Linked DNA regions of Homo sapiens: regions 1 and 2 are each linked to region 3. A link is a loop called in an ENCODE intact Hi-C map of the cell type or tissue named here. Cell type or tissue: dorsolateral prefrontal cortex. All regions are shown on one strand.

Region 1 (8,000 bases), 410 kb before region 3:
AGGCAAATCAGATGCTATTGTCAGAAAGATGTTAGCAAGAACTCCGCACTATAACATCTCCTCTGGTGGCCTGTCCTGTTGCCCAAATTACACCAGGAGAGAATCGCTTCTGGGTGACAGGTGATCTCTTTCAAGATGGATACAAAAGGGGGACATTGAGCAGCGGGGGAGAACACCTCATGTTTAATGAAGTATCTGTACCTTACTATGAAGTGGTTTCTTGATGTATGAAAATGGTCCCAGGGGAATGAGGTTTTTGATATCCAGAGAGACGGTGCAAGGGATGTGTTTAAAAATATGGACCACTATGAAACTGGAAAATGGCTGAAGTCAAGAGCAGGGAGATAAGAATGAAGGAGGAACAAAAATATTCACTTACATCTTTGTCTATTTCAATTTGTCAATTTCAGCTATAGATGACCCGGAGGGTTCTTTGTTCTCAGCAAACTTTGTAGCTTACGTGGCTACTAAAATATTACTGATGATGCAGATGGATGGGGAAATGTTTTATTTCAAACCTCCGGGGCACTTGGCACATGGCTGTAACCCAGGTCTACGCATGTCACCTTGATCCTCTGATGCATGACTGGCTCTGAAACATGAATGGGCAACAAAGAGGCCCAAATATGGCTGCCCCAGACTCTGCTGCAAAGGGAGTCCTCTTTCACCCTTGTTCCCTTGGAGCAAATGGGAAATGATTGGCACATCTGCTCTTATGTAGAGGCAAAAATGTGTAAAATTAAAGAGTCAATCGTACCTACTTAGGAGAATTCCCTTTCTCTCTTGCTAAATGACAATGAGGAGGGCTTCAAAGCCAGGGAAGGGAAAAATGTGGGGGCATCCCAGGTTGAGACCCAGGTTTAGGAAATGGTATCATAAATGTTGATTTAGTAGAGTTGAAGTAGTACACTTAGTCATAATGACGACAATGCTGGTAGCGGAGATCCATTGAGGATTCCCTAGGTACCAGGCATCATCCCCCTAATTTATGAGCAAGTGGGGTTCTTTTGCTGTGAATAACACAGCTCTGAGATCCCAAGACCTTGGTTTAAATCCCAGGTATTCAGCTTCTTAGCTGAGATAGGAAAGTGACTCAAACTCTCTAAACCTGTTTCCCCATAGGATTGCACTGAGTATTAAAGAAATTCATGATTATCGAGAGCACTAACAGTAGCTAGCATAAATATTCATGCTATATATGCCATATTTTGATTCTTTATGGATTGAATTGACTTTTGTGGATTGATCTGGTAAGCCAAACAACATTTACAATCATTTTTTTTCCTATGGGAAATGCATTCTAAATTAAATATTGCAAACTGTGGCCCTTGGCCAAATCCAGCCTGTCACCTGTTTATGTATGGCTGGCAAGCTAAGAATAGTGTTTGCATTTTTAAATTGTTGAAAAAATCAAAAGGATCATAATATTGTTTGACATGCAAATGTTATATGAAATTCAAATTTCAGTGTGCATAAATAAAGTTTTATCGGAACACAAGCATGCTCATTTGTTTATGTGTTGTCTAAGTCTGCTTTTACTCTGCAACGGCCAGCTGAGTAGTTGCAACAGACACCTCATGGTTCAAAAGCCTCACACAGTAACTGGCCCTTTACAGAAAAAAGTTGGTAATTTATGTTCTACATGATAAAAAAGAAATTAATGCACAAACTACCTATTAGAGCACAGTTTGCATAATTGGCAAGCTAATTCTGTATGGCTGGCAAGCTAAGAATAGCTTGCTTACATTTGCACATTTGTACAATATGTACATTTACACTCTATTCTGTTACATACACATACATGCATGCATGCACATATTCAAACACACGTCCATACATATACATGGGACAACCCTGATACATATGTCCATGTGTCATCTGCTCTGAACCTGAGTGTCCTTCCTGGGTGAGCTGCTATCCAAAATCCATGCTGTCTTGCTGGCATCCTGCCCCACATGGGGTTTGGAGTAGATCACTGGTGTTAAATACATCTAGCCAAGGTGCAAATGTCTGGCTCTCTCCAGACCTTGCTGGGTCTCCAAAGAAATATATGAATATTTTGGCTTTTTCTTTATGGTAGATGATTTCTGTTTTCCTTATGGGCTTCCTTTGCTGGTGTTTTAAAGAACCTGTTCTCATCACGAAATCAGGCACAGGAACTATTTATCATACATATGAGAATCAACATGAATAAAACACCCCTTAGGTACTGTTCACATTTCTTTCAGCTTCTCACTCTTGAGCTGCTATTAAACTTTAATATACATGAAGTTTGCTGGGTTTTATGGAGTCGAACGGTGAAAGCACAGTCGTGGCAGACTGACATGCCTGGGGGGTTAAATTCATCCAGGTTGGCCATTAGATAATGAGCAAGTACCTTAATCACCATAAAATAGTGTTTAAAATATTGTTTATTTTTAAAAAATCAATTAGCGTCAAAGACCCTCAGAGTCAAAGAGAGCCTGGTGATAAATTGGTCTAATCTTTTGTTTTTAGAAATGAGACGGGGGAGTGGGCTTTCTCAAGGGCACAGGCTCCTTTGTGGAAAAGCTGGGTCTAGAATGTGGGTCATTGGCTCCAGACCCCTGACCCTGCCTCCATGCTTCCAGGATGTCACACAAACGCACACAAGTGACACACCTTCGTTGGGTGCGGTGGCTCATGCCTATAATCTCAGCACTTCGGGAGGCTGAGGCGAGTGGACCACTTGAGGTCAGGAGTTTGAGACCAGCCTGGCCAGCATGGTGAAACCCCGTCTCTACTAAAAATACAAAAATTACCCAGGCGTGGTGGTGCATGCCTGTAATCCCAGCTACTCGGGAGGCTGAAGCAGGAGAATCGCTTGAATCTGGGAGGCAGAGGTTGCAGTGAGCCGAGCTCACACCACTGTACTCCAGCCCAGGTGACAGAACAAGACTCTGTCTCATAAAAACAAAACAAAACAAAACAAAACAAAACAAAACAAAACAAAACGAGTGACACGCCTTTAAGCCACGTGGATATACGCTTTCAAAACAACACCTCGCTCTCCCTTAGCTATTCAATTTGACTGACATATGTGGCATTTTTATTCCATCTCATGTGTCTCTGCCATGTCTGTAAGCCCCCTTGAGCCCCTTCCTCAACATCATGGTCTCTGAGCCTTCCTGTGGCCACCAGCACATTCTGTGCAGCCCCAGGACCACATGGGAGGCTCATGGCCATTAGCTTCATGTACCATCGGATCAACCAGACCATGCTTCTTCCTGCTGTCACCTGCGTGGGAACACTGAAGAGGAAGTAAGGGATTCAGAAGGCAGCTGGAATGTACAAAGAAATATTGGCTTGGGAATGGAACTAGGAGAGAAAGTGAAGGAAGTGCTGGGATTCACTAGAGGGCTGCTGGTGATGGAGCAGCAAAAAAGCTGGGGAAGTGTCCCTCGTGGTAATTATTCATGACTTTGTGACATTTGCAGGGATGGGACACATTTGTATCTATTTGGGCATTGCTTTTCTTTATTTCCGCCCTTTCCATGTCTCTGGTAGGCCACAAGCTCCGAGCTGGGAGGCTCCAGGCAGGGTGGAGAGTTGGAGCTGCCCACTGGACAGCTCCCTTTCTGGCCTTGGTTTGCCAAAGCTTACAATCACAGAGGTGGATGGGTTTGGTGGAGAGGGAGCAACTCTGGGAGGGACATGAAGAGCGAGAGAATCTTTGAAGAAAAGTTTATTGCCCTGGACTGGGAGCCAAAAAGTATTCTGACAGCTAGGGGAGGCAGCACCCTGCTCTCTGGCCAGGCTCAGGGGGTTGGTGAGGATGCCAGTGGGGAAGGGTGAGGTGCCTCCCAGCCTCACCAAGATCCTGAAGCCTCCATGCCTGGTGTGGAAGCCGCAGCCTCAACCTGGAGGGACCAGTAGACTAGGACGATGAGTGTCTCCATGGCAACCAGTGTGGCCTAGTGACTCATAGCTCGTACATGCTGGGGAGTTGGGGGAATTACAGGCGGACAGGGAGCCCTCCCAGCACCTTGGTGCTAGAGAAAGACCCTCTGGGTGGGAACAGGGGCACCCAGAGAATCAATGAGGTGGAATTTCCTGCCTACCTGTTGGCATGGAGTAGTCACGATTGAAATTAAGCTGCTTGGAAGAAAATACAAAGATCTGATACTTGTCCCACGCCTGAGTTTATGACCTGTGATTCATTCATTCCTTCTACATCTGAAACACACACAAAAGATCTATATTTTCTCCGATGAGTTATACAACACATGTTAAGTATCCCGGTAATTGCAGATGCATTATCTATTGTGTTGCTGTAGGTACTGTCTGTATTCTACTGCTGGTGCCAGAGGATGGGCAGTCCACGTCAACACCCATTTGCATTTGTTCTTTTCTCGGGCTTTTTATTAAAGTCAGGCTTTAAAACAACACCCAGAATCATTGCATAATCCAAGAGACCAAATTGTACACATCACAGATGATGACGTGATTTGCAGGAAACCTTTTGGAAGAGCTGGCTCCTTGATAACTGTAATTGTTAGGCTCAGGATCAAATTAGGAGAGCAGAGGCAGCTGCACCAAGAAGCTGTATCTGTTCAAATCTCCCAAGCAAGCCTAGCTGTCACCATAAAGAGCAAACTTTTGCAGGCAACAAGACAAATCACATGTAGGTCTCAGAGGGTTTCTTCCTCTGAAGATGGGAGGCAGAACATATTTCTCTTTAAGTTAGGTCAGTTACAGGCATCTCACTGGGGAGAACGAAGACATTATACAGCCGTGCCTATGCCAGGAGAGAGAAGCAGAAAATTATATCTTACTTAATCAAGTTGATCTGGGAGCAGAAAAGCTCATTGGCAAAAGGCAGGGGACTTCTATGCAAGCAGGAGTGTGAGTGGCTTTCCTTTTTCTAATGTGTCTATGAAATTTGGTGGAGAGGGCCTGTGTAAAAGATTAGGAATAACAGAGCTCAATGTACATTCCCTAACACACATTTGGATGTATATTAGTAATCTCAAAAGTTCACATTCTTTCAAATTTAGCCACAGTACTCACTGAAATGTGCTGATGTCTCCGAAAATGAATTTTTTCCTATGGTGCACTTTTATCCACTTAAAAAATGTGATTTTTTGGTGTACATTTGCCAAAAATAATCAGTTCTGACCCAAACCATGATGTGGTAACTTGACCCCTAACTCAAGGTCGACTCAAGCTTAATCCTCAGTAACCACACTTCCTCCCTTTCCCCAGTTTTCAAAGAAAAGAGACGATTCTAAAACAGGATGAGGGCAACCCAAGGGCCCAGGCTGGTCTTTTACGGACTGTAGGCGGTTCTCAGTTCGCAGGTCTCAGTTCAAAGCCAGTTGCTTTGCTGGTTTCTTCCTTGAGTTGTTTCATGGCATCGGCCATGGTTCATGATTTCATGCAAAAGGTTCAATTAAAGATAGGCCAGAGCTTCAAAAAGCAAGGGCTTTTTCAATTTCTCAGCATTACAGGGTTCACATTTCACAGAAAGGCCTGGCCTGATTTAATCCTGAGTTCATAAAGCCGAAATTTACCTTTTTCTGTTTTTATCAGAAATTTTCACTTTGGCTCTGGAAGGTGGACACACATGAGCCATTTGGACAGCAGACCCAATTCTGAAGGGTTGGAGGGGCATAAATGCAGTGAGGGCGACATTTCTGTTTAAATATCACATTGGGCACACTGAGTGAAAAGAGATTTGGCTCAAGTGGTTATGGTGCCTCTTTAAATGTCAGAGTCCCTGCTGACTGGCGTTTTGGGGGCATCATCAGACCCCTGCCCCCAAGCCTGATCTTTATTTGCATTTCTCCTTACGTTGGCTGCACCCCTCCCTCAGCATCTGCCTGTAACACCCTGTGGCACATAGGACATCCATTACTCATAAGCTCATCTGGATTTTGTCTATTGGCTCTTCCAAGAGTGGGGAGTACTCGGATGGTTACTTTCTCTTCCTTTTCCCTCTGGATCATGCCACTGCATGCCTCTCCCTGCTCTGGCCTCTCATGGGCCTTCTTCCCAATAGAACAATGCCTTAGGGGAACCTGCCCTGCCCAGGGAATGGAGCTGGATGGATGAACAGTTTGCTGCAGGTGCTGGGATTATTCTGCTCCTTTGGTTCAGCTCTTTCATTTTTTAGTTGAGTCCGGTGAATCAGATGTTAAAACAAAACCATCTTTGGTTTAGTGCAAAAGAATTAAGGTTTGGGGGGAGTTTGGGAGGATGATCACAGGCTATTAATGGTTCAGTTCAGTTTCAGTCTCTGCCCAAACAGATACCAGGGAAATTCCCAGAGGTGGCTGCTTCCAGAGGCGAACCTTAGCAAAGCTGTGCTGAGCTCTTGCCTGGGCTCCTCAGAGCCTCTGCCCCCATCACCTAGTTATGCTCTTGCTTGGGCAGGAAGTCAGAGGAGCTCTCTTGGTTGTCCCATGAGCCACTGCTTTTTATGGAGATGGGCATTGGATTAGTGTGTGTGTTTTCATCTGCTATCTCCCCTCTTCCTGCTTTCTAGGTGCCTGGCATGCACAATTGTCCCCCAGGCTCCTGCAGCTTCAGTGCCTGTTTCTCTCTCATTCACATGGTGACCCCAACCCCTGTTCCTGCTTGCTACGTCTATCATGGCACCCCATGCCCACCCTTCTCGGGAGGTCTGTCTCCTCCATTGGGCTGTGGCCACCGGAGGAGAGAAATCCTGTGGCCATGTGTGGTCATTTCAGTTTCTTTGTTTCCAGCTTGGCCACACCCAATGGATCATAGGGTTGTATAAATGAAATGTCTGTGATTATGAACAAGTGCCAGGACTGGACACCACTGGGCCTTGTGTCATCCATGAGCCATACTGGCCTCATTTCCTGAAGATCTCTCTCTCCATCTTGACTTTTGTCTACAGGCTGTATATGTGACTGCTATGTGCTCCTTGGCCCCAATTATAAGGCGTCTTCTTGCCACCACCTATGGCACGATCTGTGCAATGGCAGGAAACACATGTGTGACAGATGCCTGGGCTCGTGGGAAGCATCCACAGCTCCCACACCATCATGGGGCCCTCTGGGTGCCTGAGGACACTCTATGTTCTGACTTCATGCTTGGCACAGGGAACCCTGTGAGGCCAACCCAGGCCTATCCACTTCTAGCTCAGACATTTCTCCTGCTGCTGGGTCATGCCAGACACATGGGACTCTGGGGATCCTCCTGCATCTCTCAGGTCATCCATGGGCTGGAATCCCCCAAAGTCTCTTGGGGTAATGCAGGGTCCAGGGTGCTCTGGCATCCACATTTTCTCTGTTTTCCCTCTTACTCTCTTTTCTTCCCTCCAGATGGGAGGATATTCACCACTTATGCTTTCATATCTCTCTCGTGCCCTGGCCTAGGCTTTAGAAACTCAAAAGTGGACTTTCTTTCTCCCAGGTCAGCTCTCTCCAAAGGCAATCTGTGCCACTGGGGGTAAGAAAAACTGGGAGAGGGGAAGAGCCTCAACTGAGGGAGGATACCCACGAGGGTAGTATCTGCCGCTCAGCACCCTCACTGTCCCTGACATGTATGCTGCTCTTGGCTGCTTTTCTCAGACAAGTCCTTTCTTTGTTTCTTTGCCTCTTCTCTTCTGCAACTTCTTCCTGTTTCTGGATTCTGCCCAAAGAACTGGCCTCGGAGGCCATCTAAAGCAAAGCAGAGGGTTGCTTTCTTTGCAAACTACAAAACTGCAGCTCAGTCCTGTGCCTTGGGCCCTCCTCTCCTTGCCTGTAGGGTCCATTTCAAGCTGTGTAGTCAGGGGCTATTTCTTTGATTCCAGAAACTTTTTGTTTTTATTATTTAAATTTTTTTTTAAAAATTTCCAATTATTTTAGAATCATAGGCAGTCCATGCTGAATGGGACTCAGGGACAGATTATTTCTAAACTCCGCTTCCCTTACTCCCTTCCTACCCCTCACCTATGGCTAAGGAAATGGTGGCCCAAAGAAGGCAAAATACTTGCCTCATTATTCAGGGTCCCTAGAGCAACAGGATCT
Region 2 (8,000 bases), 810 kb before region 3:
GACAAAGACACACAAGCGCCCCAGTCCCCTCAACCGCGGGTTTCATGTAAAGGGGAGGGGCAAGAAGTGATAAGAACCCAAATGATCATCGTAATAAAATAATACAGAATTTTAAAAAGGTAGAGGATGTGAAGAGGCAGAATAAGGCCACGTGGCTTTCTGAGCTCGGGGTTAAGAGAAATGCCAAATGGAGCAAAAGGGTTAGAGTGCAGATGCTTCAGTTACAGACCTGTAGAGTGCCTCGTCTACAAAGATACTAATTTCCCACCACCTTTTAAAAATGGCTTAGTTCCTTTAGCTGATCGGCAACACCCTCTTGCCTTAGAAACTCAGCACCCACACACCTCACTTCATTCTAGAACGTGCTCCTCTGTCCACCCTACCTAAAAACTAAGCAGCACCTGCTCCCATCATTCTAACCCCTCCCCGGCTTTATTTTTCTGCATAGCACTTACACCATCTCTGGACATATCCTGTGCCTATTTGCCTACTGGAAATCTCCTCCCACAGACTATAAGCTCCATGGAAACCAGGGCTGCAGTCATCTCCTTTGCTGCCATATCCCTGGCAGCTACAACAGTGCCTGGCCCGGAGCAGATGCTCAAGAAATGTGACCGAATGAATGGACAATGAAAGATCAAAGAACCGGATTCCTGTTCCCAGTTTAAGAACCTCCAGTGAGCACCTGGTTCACTCTGAGGGGGCTCTGGAATGATCCGTCCTTCAGAAGGAGTTATTCCCTTGGTGCCAACAGGGAAAGTGAGTTGTGGAACATCTCAGAGTAAAACGCAATCGAGGCAGAAGCAGGTGCGGATTGTGCAAACATCCACTGTCTGCACCTCCTGCTCTAGTCCCTGGGTCACGCACCCTGGAGGTCAGAGCTGTCACCATCACAGGGCCATCACCTGCCGATCTCAGGACATTCTCCCTGAGCAATTCAAGGTGTTCGGGCCTCCATCCCACCAAGCCAGCATCCCCCTCTATCTTTTCCCTTCCCCACATCTCTGAAAGTGCCAATTCACAGACTCTCCCATCCAACAGGGCACCTCTTTCAGCTCCTTAAACTGAGCACCACATTTGACTTGGGATCAAGTGCTGAGATTCGAGGAAGAGCCACCGCACAGCCTGGCTGAAATGTTTATTTCAGCAACAAGTTCAGCTTGCAGCTTTGAGCCAGAGTTCCCATCGCCCTCCTAGAGGAAAGCCCCTTGTAACAGCCGATGGTTTCAGAACCATTTCCACGGCAGGCTGTCCTCAATGCCTAGCCATCATGGAAGTTCTCAGAAACTCGATTTGGTCTTTAAGAACCAGAGACCAGAAAGGGTGAAGGGCAGTAGGGTAGAGAAAACTCAAAACTTTCTGGTTTAGCTGCTGGTCTGATCTTGTTTCATGCCAGTGATGTCATCTGTAAACTGGGAAAAGAGTTTTCCAATGTGCTGTCTTTTAAAACGGACATACCATGAGGGCTGCAGGAATAACAACCACCCCTAGACCTAGGAAACAGGCATTCCTGGGCTATACCGTGTCATTAGGATATTATGATGAACACACAAATGGAGTCTATAGAGACACAAAGTAAACAGCCCTATCTCCACCTAGCCATCTCCTGTACATGTTTACATGAAAACAACTCCCACTGACACAACACTCAGCCTCAGATCACTTTAGTATTTTACAGACAAGACAAAAGTCATCTTGACATAGTTCATGAGGGTGGAGATGGAGCAGAGAGCGCCACAATCTAATGGGAAACTGAGTCAGTGGGAGCACTGACAGGTCATCTGGCAAGCATGTAATGCCAGAAGGAGCTGAGGACTAACATGCATTAAGCATTTATGGTGAATGAGGCAAGGTGTTTTACAGACACCATCTTTGGAATGACAGATCTTTAGTTGGTACTATTATTATTTCCACTGTACAGATGGGTAAATTGAGTCTCAAAAAGATGAAGCAACTTGACCAAACTCTCCCATCTGCTTCCTTTTCGCATCGATGCTGTTTTACCTCAACCCGTCTTGGACTCTGCCGTGTGTAACTGGGGAGAAGGTGGGAAAAGGAAAACTCCAACACAGGAGAGAGGACTACTCTGCCCTGACACCCAGAGGCGGCATTCCATCTCCTGGGGAGGCTACCATAGGCAAAAACAAGAATAGGGGGCCTTGTGGTTGGCTTTTTTCTTACAGGAAAGAAATGATTATTAGGAAAATAAGCCCGTGTGCTCCCCAGCTAGTGAGCTTGCTGCCTGGGAGAGGTATTATGGTGCTAAGACTTTGGATTTCCACGGACAAAACTGGGAATTCCAACACCATGATTTAGGACTCTGGGAACTTGGGCAAGTCGCTTAACCTCCGGGCTTTTCTGTCCTCATCTGCATGGAGATAACACAGCCTCACTCCCAGGGTTGTGATAAGATTTTAAGGATGTGTTGCATGTGAATTACTAGAACACAATAGGTGTTCGATGAATAAGGAATAATTATGTTGTGCCTCCCCCTCCCGTTTTTCCCGGAAAAAGTATTCAGAACTTGGACCTGGTGATGGCAGCCCCTTCTCAGAAAAGCCCTTCGTCTTCTAAGGTTTCTTCCTACTCCAGTCAAGATGACGCAGGGGTTCCTGTCTCCCATCCCCATGCCCTAACTTGGGGGGAAGGGGCAGGGGGAAGGGAGATAGCGCAGGCCTGAGTGGGATGGAACGGGCACACCCGCTGGGAACACTTTAACAGTAAAACGCTGTTCTCCACTTGGGGCGGATTCGCCAACCAAACGCAATTAGATCACTGCGTTTGTGTCTCCACCTCTGCAATTTCTCTTTCTGCATTACTCGGAGTTCAAGTGTATGAGAAACGCAGCAATCTCTCCGCTCCTAGCAAATGCGAGGCATCAATTTCGCCTCGGAGGGGCGGCGGTGAAGGGGGCTCCCCTCGGCACTCCGCGGGGGCCGCCACATGGCTCACAGGTGCGGTCCCAGGGGGCCGAACCAACTTCGCGCAGGGCTGGCCCCTTTCCCACGCTTCCCCCAGCAGACGCGGGGTCCAGCCCGGAGCTGGGTCTCCAGGCGCCGCGGGATCGCCTGGCTCCGGCAAGCGCGGTCCTGGCCCCCCGGTGCAGCCCCCGAGCCCCGGTCCCCACGCCGAGGAACTCACTCTGCGTCCCGCACGCCTCCCGCTGCACCCGCCCGGGGCTCGGGGCTCCGCGCGCTGCGAGAACTTTGCCACCAGCGGCTTCCCGATCCCGGCTCCGAGCGCCCTCGCGCGCCCGGCCCCGGCGGCTCCTGGGCCTGTGTCCGCGCCGCCCGCCCCGCCCCGCCCCGCGCGCACCTACCGGGCTGGCTGCAGTCGCCATCCGCTCGGACCCGGGGAACCCCGGCGCGGGGCCGATCGCCGGGCCCCGCCGCGTCCACGCACTGCTCGCAGGCTGCGGGTCCCGGGGGCCGCGCGGGCCCGGCCCCCGCCCCGCAGGAAGGCGCCGGCTCGCCCTGCGCCGCGAGCTGGCGGACGCGCTCCCACGAGCCCGAGTCGGCCGCCCGCATGCCGGGTGCCCGGGGGGACGCTACCAGCGGCTGCGCGAGGGGCTCCGACGGCGCGCGCCGGGCTCACAGACCCGGAGGTCGCCGCCGCATCGGGGCGCAGCCGAGCCCGCCCCCGCCTCCCGCCCGGCCGGCGGCGCGCGCCGGACCAGGGCTCTCAGTCCGGCCGGACGCCGGGCGGTCCGCGCCTGCTGCACGCGAGGAATTCGGCCGCGGAGCCTCTCACGTGGGAACGGCTCTCAGTCCCGCGGCTCCTCCTCCCGCTCCTTCCGGGCTGGCGACTGCCGAGGCTCGCCCCGCCCCCGCCCCGCCCCCGCCCCGCCGCGGCGCCCAGACTGGCCCCAGTGCCCGGGGAGCGCCGCCGCGTCGCCCCGTTGTGCGCCCGGCCCCCGCCACTCGGTGCATCCCCGACGCGGTCATTCCCGGGGACACGGAGGGTCAGAAAGACGGCCGATGTCACAGGGGTGGCTGTGACGGAACTCGAGCCCCGGTCTTTGAAAGCCCCTGGCCTCTGCCTGGCACCCCACTTTGCTGTGTCTCTCTCCTCTCCTGACACCCTGTGACAGCCTTGCCGAGAGCCGAGGTCCCCACAGCTGACCGGGAGAGGTCAGAAGGAGTGGGCGGGCAGGGGAGCAGCCCCGGGACCTTTCCTTCGCTCATCTTTGCGTGTGACCGGCCATCCTCTAAGTGAGGGGAATGCTGAGTGCACCCACCGTCTGGTGGGGGAGATCGCGAGGGGGCTGAGATCTGGTGGGAGGCCCTGTGACTTCACCTCACTTCCCCAGCCTCAGTTTCCCCATCTATGAGTTAGGCATTAGTAATTCCCCACTGTCCATTATCAGTGCTGCCCATGAACTCTCCAACTATGGCAGCCATTGGCAGGGGAGGCCAGAGCCTGGACCCTGGGAGTGGGTGGGGGAACAGTGACAAGGCCAGGCAAACCCTGTAGGAAGTGGCACCTTGGAGGGTCTGCACAACAGAACCCACCCGCTGGAGTGGGTGTTCAGGCTGGCAGTGCTCCTGTGAAGTAAGTGTGCAGCTCTGAGCCCCCTTTGATCTGGGGATTACGATGCTGTTTAGAAAGACTAATTATCTCCTTACAGCCCCAGGAGGCAGGTCCAGTTCCCCCCTGTTGTAGACACGCGGGAGCCGAGGCCACACAGCCAGGTGAGGAGTCAGTCACACACTCATGGAGCCCCCAGCCTCCCCTTGTAGGCAGCATGCTAGCAACCTTACCCTGCCCAGGCTTGGCTCTATAATCTGAGGCTCCCACTGGCCCAGGCCTGAGATGTGCAAATTTCTAGGTCACTGGCCTATGGCTGTCCAACAAGCTGTGAGAACCTAATTACTTTCCCTTAAGTCTACAAAACCTTTTAGGAGCAGTTTCCTGCCCATGGGTCAGAAGCCCTGGCTCTCAGCAACCACAGTGGCCTGGCCACCAACTATCATGGCCTTCCCAGCTTCCCCCCGCCCCCGCATCCTCACCTTCCCAATGATGGAAACTGGCCCAGCTGCGGAGGCTGCCTTAGAACCCCTGCCCTGTCTAGCTGGCACTTTTTTTTTTTTTTTTTTTTTTGAGACAGAGTCTCGCTTTGTCACCCAGCCTGGAGTGCGGTGGTGTGATCTTGGCTCACTGCAACTTCCGCCTCCCGGGTTCAAGCGATTCTCCTGCCTCAGCCTCCTGAGTAGCTGGGATTACAGGTGCCCGCCACCATGCCCGGCTAATTTTTGTATTTTTAGTAGAGACAGGGTTTCGCCATGTTGGTCAGGCTGGTCTCGAACTCCTGATCTGGTGATGCGCCAGCCTCGGCCTCCCAAAGTGCACTTTTAACTGCGCCAGAGGACGGCAGAGTGGCATGGGAAGTGCTGGGTGCTCCCAGCTGTGGAAGAAAAGTACCCACACCACTTTTCCAGGAGGAAGGAAACTGACACCACACCAAGTGACCAGAGATGCTGGGAATCCCCTAATTCCTCTCCTTTACTGAGATAACAGACAGAGCAGAACAAAAGAATGATCACTCTGAGCACCCGAGAGCGGAGAAGCTAGGAATGCCCTTGCCAGCCCCTGCATCCTGGAGAATCTGGTCCAGGACTGTCTGAGTTACCTTCAGGGACCTGCCTGGGAACATAAATGAGTGAGCTGGGTTGAGCAGGGGCTACTGTGGTTTATTTCATAAGGGCATTTATGTTATATTATTTTGACTTAAACACTCTTGGCATATTAAACACTTAGGAAGACTTTTCACTTCCGCAAAGAAACATAGTCTTTCACGTATTTCTGGAAGTACATGAATTATACTTTTGATAGAGACATGTGCTTTCCTCTTAACTCCATAACAAGAAAAAAATAGCACCTGGCTGGGCATGGTGGCTCATGCCTGGAATCCCAGCACTTTGGGAGGCCGAAGAGGGTGGGTGACTTGACGTCAAGAGTTCAAGACCAGCCTGGCTAATATGGTGAAACCCCGTCTCTACTAAAAATACAAAAATTAGCCGGGAGTGGTGGCACACACCTGTAATCCCAGCTACTCAGGAGGCTGAGGCAGGAGAATCACTTGAACCTAGGAGGGGGAGGCTGCAGATAGCCGAGATTGTGCCAGCACACTCCAGGCTAGGCGACAGAGTGAGACCTGGTCTCAAAAAACAAACAAACAAGAACAACAACAAAAAAACCCCTATAAACAAAACCCAGCACAAGTATGAGTATGTAGCTCCTGTCACTTGGATTTGGTATCAGAGAGACATTAGGCTGGTGGGGACTGTGGCAAATGAGGCCACCGGCCCCTGTAGAGGAGGCTGTAGATTGTTGTCAGGCAGGAATGTAGTCTTAGTGTTGTCAGATGTTCTACTTTTTTTTGTTTGTTTAGAACTACTAGGAATATGGATTTTTACATGAAATCTAAATTTGAAACATTAGCAACTCTTTAAAACTTAAGAAGGAAAGGGAGGAAGAGGAGACGGAGGAAGAAGAAAGTAAACATATCTAAAAGTCTTTATGTAGCCCATTGGCCACCAGGGACCATTTCACCGCTACCGTCACTGGTCCCTCTGCAACCTCCTGAAGCGCACATACGTCCTAGTTACTTTTCAGTCATCCAAGCTGCTTCGTAAGGCCACAACCCTGGGGAATTCCCTCTGTAACTTTTACTCAGTGCAGTTTGGCCGTGGCTCTGTGTGAATGTGTGTGTGTGTGTGTGTGTGTGTGTGTGTGTGTTGCATGCTCAGGCCCAGGACTGCAGATGGCAGTGGGGTCCAGCTTCTCCAGTTTTCTGGAGGTTCCCAGGCTGCCCATGCCCCCCTTACTCAGCTGTAGCCCCTCACTCTCCCTGCTCTCAACTCTGCTAGCTGGCAAGTCTGTGGCCACGGTGGCAGTTAGGAACCTATCAGAAACCCATCTGTCTTGGGTGGGGAGGTACATTAAAAACACCTTGAGGTACATTTATGAGGATGCCCTGAGCCCAGGAGATGTTTCTGCTCAGTTCTCCACCAGGAGACCCTGGAGTCAAGGACTAACCTACCCATTTTCTGCCCTGAGTGGCTTGGGCAGGTCCCACACAAATGATAACTCTTGGGGGTTTAGAGGAGATCCCTTTGCAGAGCCAGCTTCTGGGCATGTGACCTGTGTGGTCACACTGGGCCCCGTGCTCAGAAGGGCCCCGAGCTTGGGTGAATGCTCCACTGTTGTTGCCTTGAAATTCTTAATTATTTTTGAACATTGGGACCTACCAATTATGTAGCCAGTTCTACTTCCAGGAGACCTTCCCAGACCCCCTGGGAGATGCTGGGAATTGAGGCTGGATACAACTTGGCTCACTCTGTCCTGCTCCAGGGCACACTGTGTCCAGCCTCCGTGGGGCAGCAGGAAGGGGGGATTTGGGGGTCCGGAAAGACAGCAGGAGGTGTCCTCATCCAGTCCTCCCGGCAACTCATTTTAAAGAGCAGAGGCATAGTGTGACTTCAGAGGGGAAAGGGGCAGTCCAGACAGGGGGTGGGGAGGCTGCTCTGGTTCTGGGCTCTGAGGCCAGACAGGGTCCCCATGACCCTGACCTCAGGCTGGACAGGGCGCCACCCAAAAAAAAAAAAAAAAAAAACAGAAAAGAGGCTGCAGACAGAAAAAAGTGCAGGTCCCATCCAGAGCATCCCCTCGTTCCCAGAGGAACATCCTTTAGATCACTGGAGAAGACTACAAGATAAATTTGGCTTAAGGAACAAAACCCAGAAACATGGTATTAAGAGACCCCATTATGTTTGGTGTCTGCTTAAAGTTGAATATTTGAGCCCACTGAACTCTTTCCCTTCCCCCACCCCCAATTTGGCTATGATTTTAAAATAGTCATGCATCACTTAATGACAAGGACAGGGACAGAGGCAGAATGACGTTCTGGGAAATGCATTGGTAGGCAATTTTGTCATTGTGCAATCATAAAGCGTACTTACCCAACCTACACGAGATAGCTACTACACACCTAGGCTATA
Region 3 (8,000 bases):
GTGGGGCCTTTGGGAGGTGTATTAGTCCACTTTCATGCTGCTGATAAAGACATACTTGAGACCAGGAAGAAAAAGAGGTTTTAATGAACTTACACTTCAGTGTAGCTGGGTAGGCCTCACAATCATGGCGGAAGGTGAAAGGCATGTCTCACATAGCAGCAGTCAACAGAAGAAGCTTGCGCAGGGAAATTCCCCTTTTTAAAATCATCAGTTCCCATGAGACTTATTCACTATCACAAGAAGAGCACGGGAAAGACCTGCCCCCATGATTCAATTACCTCCCACCAGATCCTTCCCACAATACATGAGAATTCAAGATGAGATTTGGATGGGGACACAGCCAAACCATATCATTCCACCTCGGCCCCTCCCAAATCTCATGTCCTCACATATCAAAACCAATCATGTCTTCCCAACAGTTCCCCAATGTCTTAACTCATTTCAAGCATTAACTAAAAATCCACAGTCCGAAGTCTCATCCAAGACAAGGCAAGTCCCTTGCACCTATGAGTCTGTAAAATCAAAAGCAAGTTAGTTACTTCCTACAGACAATCCAAGCATTGGGTAAATACAGCCATTACAAATGGGAGAAAATGGCCAGAACAAAGGGGCTACAGGCTCCATGCAAGTCCAAAATCCAGCAGGGCAGTCAAATCTGATAATTCCAAAATGATCTCCTTTGACTCCATGTCTCATATTCAGGTTACACTGATGAAAGAGGTAGGTTCTTATGGTCTTGGGCAGCTCCACCCCTGTTGCTTTGCAGGGTACAGCCTCCCTCCTGGCTGCTTTCACAGGCTGGCATTGAGTGTCTGCAGCTTTTCCAGGCACACGGTGGGAGCTGTCAGTGGATCTACCATTCTGGGGTCTGGAGGACAGTGGCCCTCTTCTCACAACTCCACTAAGCAGCATCCCAGTAGGGACTCCATGTGGGGGGCTCTGACCCCACATTTCCCTTCTGCACTGCCCTAGCAGAGGCTCTCTATGAAAACCCTGCCCCTGCAGCAAACTTCTGCCTGGACATCCAGGTGTTTCCATACATCCTCTGAAATCTAGGCAGAGGTTCCCAAACCTCAACTCTTGACTTCTGTGCACTGGCAGGCTCAACATCACATGGAAGTTGCCATGGCTTGAGGCTTGCACCCTCTGAAGCCAAGACCCAAGCTCTATGTTGGCCCCTGTCAGCCACGGCTGGAGCAGCTGGGATGGAGAATGCCAGATCCCTAGGCTGCACACAGCATGGGGACCCTGGGCCTGTTCCACAAAACCACTTTTTTCTCCTAGGCCTCTGGGCCTGTGATGGGAGAGACTGCCTTGAAGACCTCTGACATGCCCTGGAGACAATTTCCCCATTGTCTCAGGGATTAACAATTGGTTCCTTGTTACTTACGCAAATTTCTTAAGTCAGCTTGGATTTCTCCTCAGGAAATGGGATTTCCTTTTCTATTGCATTGTCAGGATGCAAATTTTTGAACTTTTATGCTCCGCTTCCTTTATAAAACTGAATGCCTTTAACAGCACTCAAGTCACATCTTGAATACTTTGCTACTTAGAAATTTATTCTTCCGGATACCCTAAATCATTTCTCTCAAGTTCAAAGTTACACAAATCTCTAGGGCAAGGGCAAAATGCTGCCAGACTCTTTGGTAAAACGTAACAAGACTCACCTTTGCTCTAGTTCCCAAGAAGGTCCTTATTTCCGTCTGAGACCACCTCAGCCTGGACTTTATTGTCCGTATCGCTATCAGCATTTTGGGCAAAGCTATTCAACAAGTCTCTAGGAAGTTCCAAATTTTCCACATTTTCCTGTCTTCTTCTGAGCCCTCCAAATTGTTCCAACCCCTGCCTGTTACTCAATTCCAAAGTCGCTTCCGCATTTTCGGGTATTTTTTCAGTGGCATCCCACTCCATTGGTACCAATTTACTATATTAATTCATTTTCATGCTGCTGATAAAGACATGCTTAGGACTGGGAAGTAAAAGGTTTTAATGGACTTACAGTTCCACATGGCTGAGGAGGCCTCACAATCATGGTGGAAGGTAAAAGGCACATCTCACATAGCAGCAAAGAGAAGAAGCTTGTGCAGGGAAAGTTCCCTTTTTGGAACCATTAGATCTCATAAGACTTATTCACTATCATGAGAACAGCACAGGAAAGACCTGCCCCCATGATTCAATTACCTCCCACTGGGTCCCTCCCACAACATGTGGGAATTCAAGATGAGATTTGGGTGGGGGCACAGCCAAACCATATCAGGAGGTAATTAGGGTTAGATGAGGTCATAAGGGTAAGTTCTTCATGATGTGATTTGTGGCTGCATAAGAAGTGAGAGACATTGTTGTATCTCTCTGCCATGTGAGGACACAGTGAGAAAGTGGCTGTCTGCAAGTCAGGAAGAGAGCCCTCACCAGGAAGTGAATCTGCAGGTACCTTGCTCTTGGACTTGCAGCCTCCAGCACTGTGGAAGATCAATGTCTGCTCTTTAACCCACTCAGTCTGTGGGACTTTGTTATGGCAGCCTGGGCTGACTAAGGCAGACATCAACAGAGCCAGCACAGGAGCAGTGGCTAAGAAGGTGGGGTTTGTACACAATAGACCTGGGTCAGAGACTGAGCACCTCCAAACACTAAGCAAGTGAACCAATTTACCCTCTCTGGGAAAATGTACCCTCTATGGTTGTAGTTGTGTCATTTATAAATGGGAACGGTAACAGCACCTGCCTTATGGAATCATTGTGGGGATGGAGTTAGAGGGCTCAGCATTTCTAGTATGCAGCAAGCTTGCAATGAATATTAGATTAGAAAATATACTGACACTGTGTCTAGAATGACAGTGTGTCATCACTTTTAGAGATCAAGGTATTGAAAGTTTCCATCTAATCAGTTTTCCAACCTGATATGTGAAAAGATAAATCTATCAAACCATTATCATTGTTAATGGTGAATGGGGGAATGCAGAAGGAAGGGAGGAAGAAGGAAGGGCTTTTCAAATACAGAGTGAAATGTGGGGCAGTCGGCCTGGATATGGAGGATATGGGGGGCATCGACGGTGGGGTGGGCAAAGAGAGGACACAATCTGGATGCCTGGAATAGGGGGCTCGAGAGAGTTCCAGGCTGGAGAGTAGAGTGTGGTTTCAAACACCTAAACCACTTCCTTCCTGATTCTGCAAATCGCCAGAGTCATATCCTGCCTCCCCAGGGATCCCCAGGGTTAAAAGAGAGCCATGGGGAGCATCAAAGTCCTGCCTCAAAAGTGCACTGATCCCCCCAATGCCGGCCCCCCACGCAGCAGCTGAAACATGACATATTCGGTCACCCACATGCACTTGTCTGTGTAGCCTGAAAATAATGGGGCCGTCTGCTGCTGTGGCCCTGAAGAACCAGGCACTGAATCGGTCCAGGGATGCTTCCCATGCAGCTCTGCCACCGCCATGGCTGGCCTGGGGCTCAGCGTTTCTAAAAGGCTGACTGCACCTCTTAAAAGCTGCACTGCAAGGCCTTGGAGGACTCATTGAGCTGTGAGAGAAGAGTGCCCTCCCCTGGACGTTTGCTGCCAGTTTGTGGCCTCCACCAAAACCACCACTGAGCTTTTCCCTTCCTACCCAAACAAGGGGGCAGACTCCAGGCAAACACCCCTTAATTTCAGACGGCCACACACAGGTCACTGGCCAGTAGATGCCCCACTGGCGTCTTTGCTCTACTGTTGTTCAAGAGTTTCCACCATGCAAAGCCCTTGGCATAAATAATGTCATTGAGTCTTCATGTAAATCCTCATAGAACAGGACAAGAAACTGAGTTCAGGAAGGCTCAATGGTTTTCCAAGGTCATGGAGCTTGGACAGAGCTCAGACACCCCAGCACCGTGGTCAGGAAGGAGCTAATACTCTGCAGTCAGAACACTTGGGTGCTTGTCCAGATCTTTCATTTCTTAGCTGTGCAATTTGGGGAAAGTGACTCAACCTCTTTAAGTGTCAGTTTCCTTTTCTGTAAAACAGGATAATCAACTCAAACATGGAAGTTTTTGGAAAAATACCAAGTACGTGGGAAGGACGTAATAAATGACGTCTCCGGTCACCTTCCTTCTCTTTCAGATCTCAGGGCCTGGGCTAATTGTACGCCTGCATTTTTCGGGGAAAGTGCTTTACTTGTCACGACCTATGTAAAGACAGAATTTGGAAAACTCAGCTGAGAATGTGGTGTGACGCTGGCTCTTCCCACCCAGTCATCCTTTCGCCACACATCACAAGGTTGGCAGGGTATTTGCCACTGAACATCTCTGTTCTCTGCCAGCCCCAACTCCCTAAGAGACAGGGATTGTATGGCTTTTATGCCAGAGAAAGAATCAAGAAATGAGTGACTTTACTGCTGTCACCTGACTTGCCCAGCCTTGAAATTGCATGGGGATCCCCAGTGCTGAGGAAGGGGTGGGCAGGAAGGAAGGAGCACCTCCTAGAGACAAATCTACACTGTAGAAATAAACAAGACTTTGGAGGGTGCACATTGAAAAAGTGAAGAAACTCCTCATCTCTAATGAGCAGGGGAATGATGTGTCACTTTAGACACTTGGGCAAAGTCTTTGCCCATCAAAGCCAGGGATGCAGTTAGTGACAGGCAAGACTGCCTTTCTTCCGCACAGCACTTTGAACTCTGCTGGGCTGAACAGTTATCTAGAGCTTTCTATGTGCTAGGCACAGGGCTGGAGGCTGGGATGCAGTAAAGAGTGTGGCAGCTTGGAAAAGGTCAAGAGACAAAACCAAGGCAAAGGGCATGGCAGGAACAAGAAGCACAGCCAGCCTAGTCATCAGTGCCAAGACTGCACTCTCTCATGCCTCCAATGTCTCTGACTTCTTCTACTACCAGCCAAGACAACTCCCTGCTTTGAAAGGACTCATGTGATTATACCAGGCCCATTCCATCCATCTCCCTTTTTCCATGTAAGGGAACATAATCATGGGAGTGACATCTTATCAGAGTCACAGTTTCCCCCTACACCGACACTGAATGGAGAAGTGATCATACAAGGGTGAGGGTCCCTGGGAGTGAGAGGAGAGTGTCTGCCATGCTCCCAACAAAGTTCTTTCTCCTAAAAGCCAGGACATCACTTCTTGGAATCAAGACTGTTGACAACCCACAGTGGCCAAAGAGGAGTGGGAGGGATGCAGGCAGCTCCTCACCCAAGTAACGGTGGTGGGTTTGTCCTCACTACCATATGGTCACACAGCATCCAGACTGAGCTAGCAGTGTTCTCAGTGCTGCAGATACACGAATGAACACACCAGATCAGGAGCTCACCTTCTAGCAGAGAGAGTCAGGAAGACAGCAAATAAGTGGGACTTTTTTAGAGAAGAAGAGGACAAAGGAGAAACCTCACTGGCTTGCCTGATGTGGACAGCCAGTAGGTAAGGTCAGACCCAGCCTTGGGTCAGAAGTCAGCAGTCAGATATGGCAAAGCTGCGGCAGACCCTCTAAGCCTGGAGGGTGGCAGTCTCAGGAATCCAGGCCAGAAGTTAGAATCTAGGCAAAGGGGCTGAGCGTGGTGGCTCACGTCTGTAATCACAGCATTTTGGGAGGCCGAGGTGGGTGGATCACTAGGTCAGGAGTTCAAGACCAGCCTGACCAATATGGTGAAAGCCCGTCTCTACTAAAAATACAAAAATTAGCCGGGCGTGGTGGTGCGCAGCTGTAGTCCCAGCTACTCAGGAGGCTGAGGCAGGAGAATCGCTTGAACCCAGGAAGCCGAGGTTGCAGTTAGCCAAGATCATGCCACTGCACTGCAGCCTGGGCGACAGAGCGAGACTCCACCTCAAAAAAAAAAAAAAAAAGAAAAGAATCTAGGCAAAGGGTTGGGGCATCAGGTGTGGAGTCCAGAGACAACGCAGGTGTGCAGGACTTTCAATGCCCCTGCTCTGTAAGGGCACAGACAGGGCTGGTGAGGAATCAGAGGCTCTTTTACAAGGTGCACATGCAACCCTCAAAAAGCACAGCTGGGAGAGAGACAGCCCTTTCGTATGAATGAGAAAAACGAACCATTTCCTTCAAGTGCAGCAATGCTGCCCCAGTCCTTTTGGACTCTGCTGGGCCTGACGTTAGTACTCAGTGCACAATTATCACCAGCTTTCTATGTGCCAAGCACAGGGCATATAGAGATCAGTAGTTCCTTCACTTTTCCAATGTGCAACCTCCAAAGTCTTACTGTTTATTTCTACAGTGTAGATCTGTCTCTAGGAGGCACTCTTTCCTTCCTGCCCACCCCTTGCTCAGCAGCCAGGATCCCCATGCAATTTCAAGCTTAGTGGATCGGCATATCCTGGACTGCAGCCCGCGTGTGTGCTGTGGCTAGGCGCCCTGATGCAGAGGCCCTGGGTGGAAACTCTATTTATCCTGCTGTCCCCCTATCTCTAGCATTTTGCCTAATGTCTGGCATAGCATAGACCCTCAATGGATGTCTGCTGTGTGGATGAATATTGATGAATCCTCCACCTCCTTCAGGACATTGATGTACTTCCACTGAAGGCAGGAGTCATCCAGGGCCATTTTAACCCCCACATCATTTCCCATGCTATCTAGAGCAATGCTGTCCAGCAGAAATATAATGCAAATTGTGTATGCAATTTAAAAGTTTCTAGTAATCTCATTAAAAAGTAAAAAACACACACAAACAAAAGTTAAAATTAATTGTAATATATATTTTATTTAGCACAGCCAAAACATCGTCATTGTCATCTTAACATGTAGTCAATATAAAAAGATATTAATGAGATATTTTACGTGTCTTTTTTTTCCCTGTACTAAGCCTGAAACCTAGGGTGTATTTTACACTCAAAGCACAGCTTGGGCTAGCCACATTTTAAGGGTTTTGTAGCCACAGATGGTTTGTGGCTACCACCTTAGAGAAAGCAGATCCAGAGCCTGTGAGCTTTTCAAAGGAGAAAAGTTTCTTGAGATCTGAAAAATAATGTATCATTCCAAGTCATGCAAATAAAACCTCCTAAGAGAAATAGATAGATATGCAATAGAAGTCAAAAAACTACAAAATGATCTGGATAATAAGAGTGCCTAAACCATAGCACTGTTGTAAGTTGTATGGGTCACACCCATACAGGCGCAGGAGAAGGTCAGTGGCACAGGAGGACTTAGTTGTATCAACAGGTCAAATGCAACTCAAGTCTAAATTCTTAGAGAGTTATACAAAATTGCATTGCAAGTGGGATGTGGATGTGTATTAATATATCTTATGTAATGAGGGATTTGGCCTCCAAAAATGAGTTCCTAAGGTTTGGCAAGGCTTTAAGCATCCTTGGAACCCATGCCCTCATGTTCTGCAAGCCTGAAATTTGCACGTGAAGGAAACGGAACATCCAGCTGAAGTGGAGAGCACAGGGCCAAGGATGTGGACAAAAACCACCCTGCTGACTAAATGCATTTTTCAAAAACAGTGCATTTGCACAGCACCACTGATGCAATGAATAAGATTTTCTTTTTTCCTGCCTGTCAAGCCACTTATTAATCACAACATATTATTGCTTTGCTTATTCAATATGTGGAGTGAAACACCAGGATCCAGCTGAGAACAGGACTGAAGAGAACAAAATTGGGTGGCAAGAAAAGAGCAAAATTAACATAGGCTATAGAGAAATGGTAGGGGAAAAAAATGCCTCCATCCTTTTAGAACAGATTTTTACAGCTATCAGAAAAGTAAAGGGAAACTTACATAAATTTTTAGTACAGCTCCTACTTGACGCTGAAATCGTTTTGATAAGGAATGGCATTTTCAGGAGAGGGGCCTGATGGAGGAGAGTTTAAGCTGAATGGAATGGTGGCTCCAGTCTTTGCCTTCTTGATGCAGCTGCAAATTAGAGTAATTACCCTCAGGTTCACGCTGGGCCGTGCAAATGGGAAATCAAATTTATGTTCCAAAAAGAAATGAAAGAAAAATATCAGAGCGTGGAGAAAGAAGGGTAAGGGCCAAAATCACTCTTGACATAGCAGAAAGGACATTAT

The links. A loop is a pair of places that touch in the nucleus more often than their neighbours do. Peaks named below come from ENCODE experiments on the same cell type or tissue, not always from the same donor. Only the 100,000 strongest peaks of a DNase experiment are listed, where the experiment ranks them.
Region 1: a loop joins it to region 3, with 2.2 times the contacts of the local background. A loop is called at or near these places in 6 of 110 quality-filtered maps.
Region 2: it touches region 3 in a loop (2.5-fold over the local background); 4 of 110 quality-filtered maps call a loop at or near these places.

Annotation. Positions count from the first base shown.
Region 1 is chr1:14,518,965-14,526,964 of GRCh38, reverse strand. It overlaps a transcript of KAZN not described here. Among named protein-coding and RNA genes, the nearest start is that of KAZN, 76 kb to the left of the region's middle. RefSeq lists enhancers at 3,851-3,940, 6,425-6,484, 6,785-6,894. In dorsolateral prefrontal cortex, no CTCF peak of the experiment used is centred here; a DNase peak (open chromatin) is centred at 3,921.
Region 2 is chr1:14,919,892-14,927,891 of GRCh38, reverse strand. The region is part of intron 1 of KAZN (kazrin, periplakin interacting protein); the gene reads right to left. It overlaps LOC124903849 (a long non-coding RNA gene), which reads left to right and starts at 4,001. Exons shown (of 3, transcript XR_007065477.1): 1 at 4,001-4,130; 2 at 4,628-4,691; 3 at 5,439-5,520. RefSeq lists a silencer at 3,698-3,877 and an enhancer at 3,908-4,407. In dorsolateral prefrontal cortex, CTCF peaks have their summits at 2,781, 2,981 and 3,180; DNase peaks (open chromatin) are centred at 2,738, 3,241 and 3,751; H3K4me3 peaks cover 3,881 bases; H3K27ac peaks cover 4,053 bases.
Region 3 is chr1:14,109,562-14,117,561 of GRCh38, reverse strand. It overlaps a transcript of KAZN not described here. Among named protein-coding and RNA genes, the nearest start is that of KAZN-AS1, 310 kb to the left of the region's middle. In dorsolateral prefrontal cortex, CTCF peaks have their summits at 3,337 and 3,539 (motif pointing left); a DNase peak (open chromatin) is centred at 3,521; H3K27ac peaks cover 946 bases.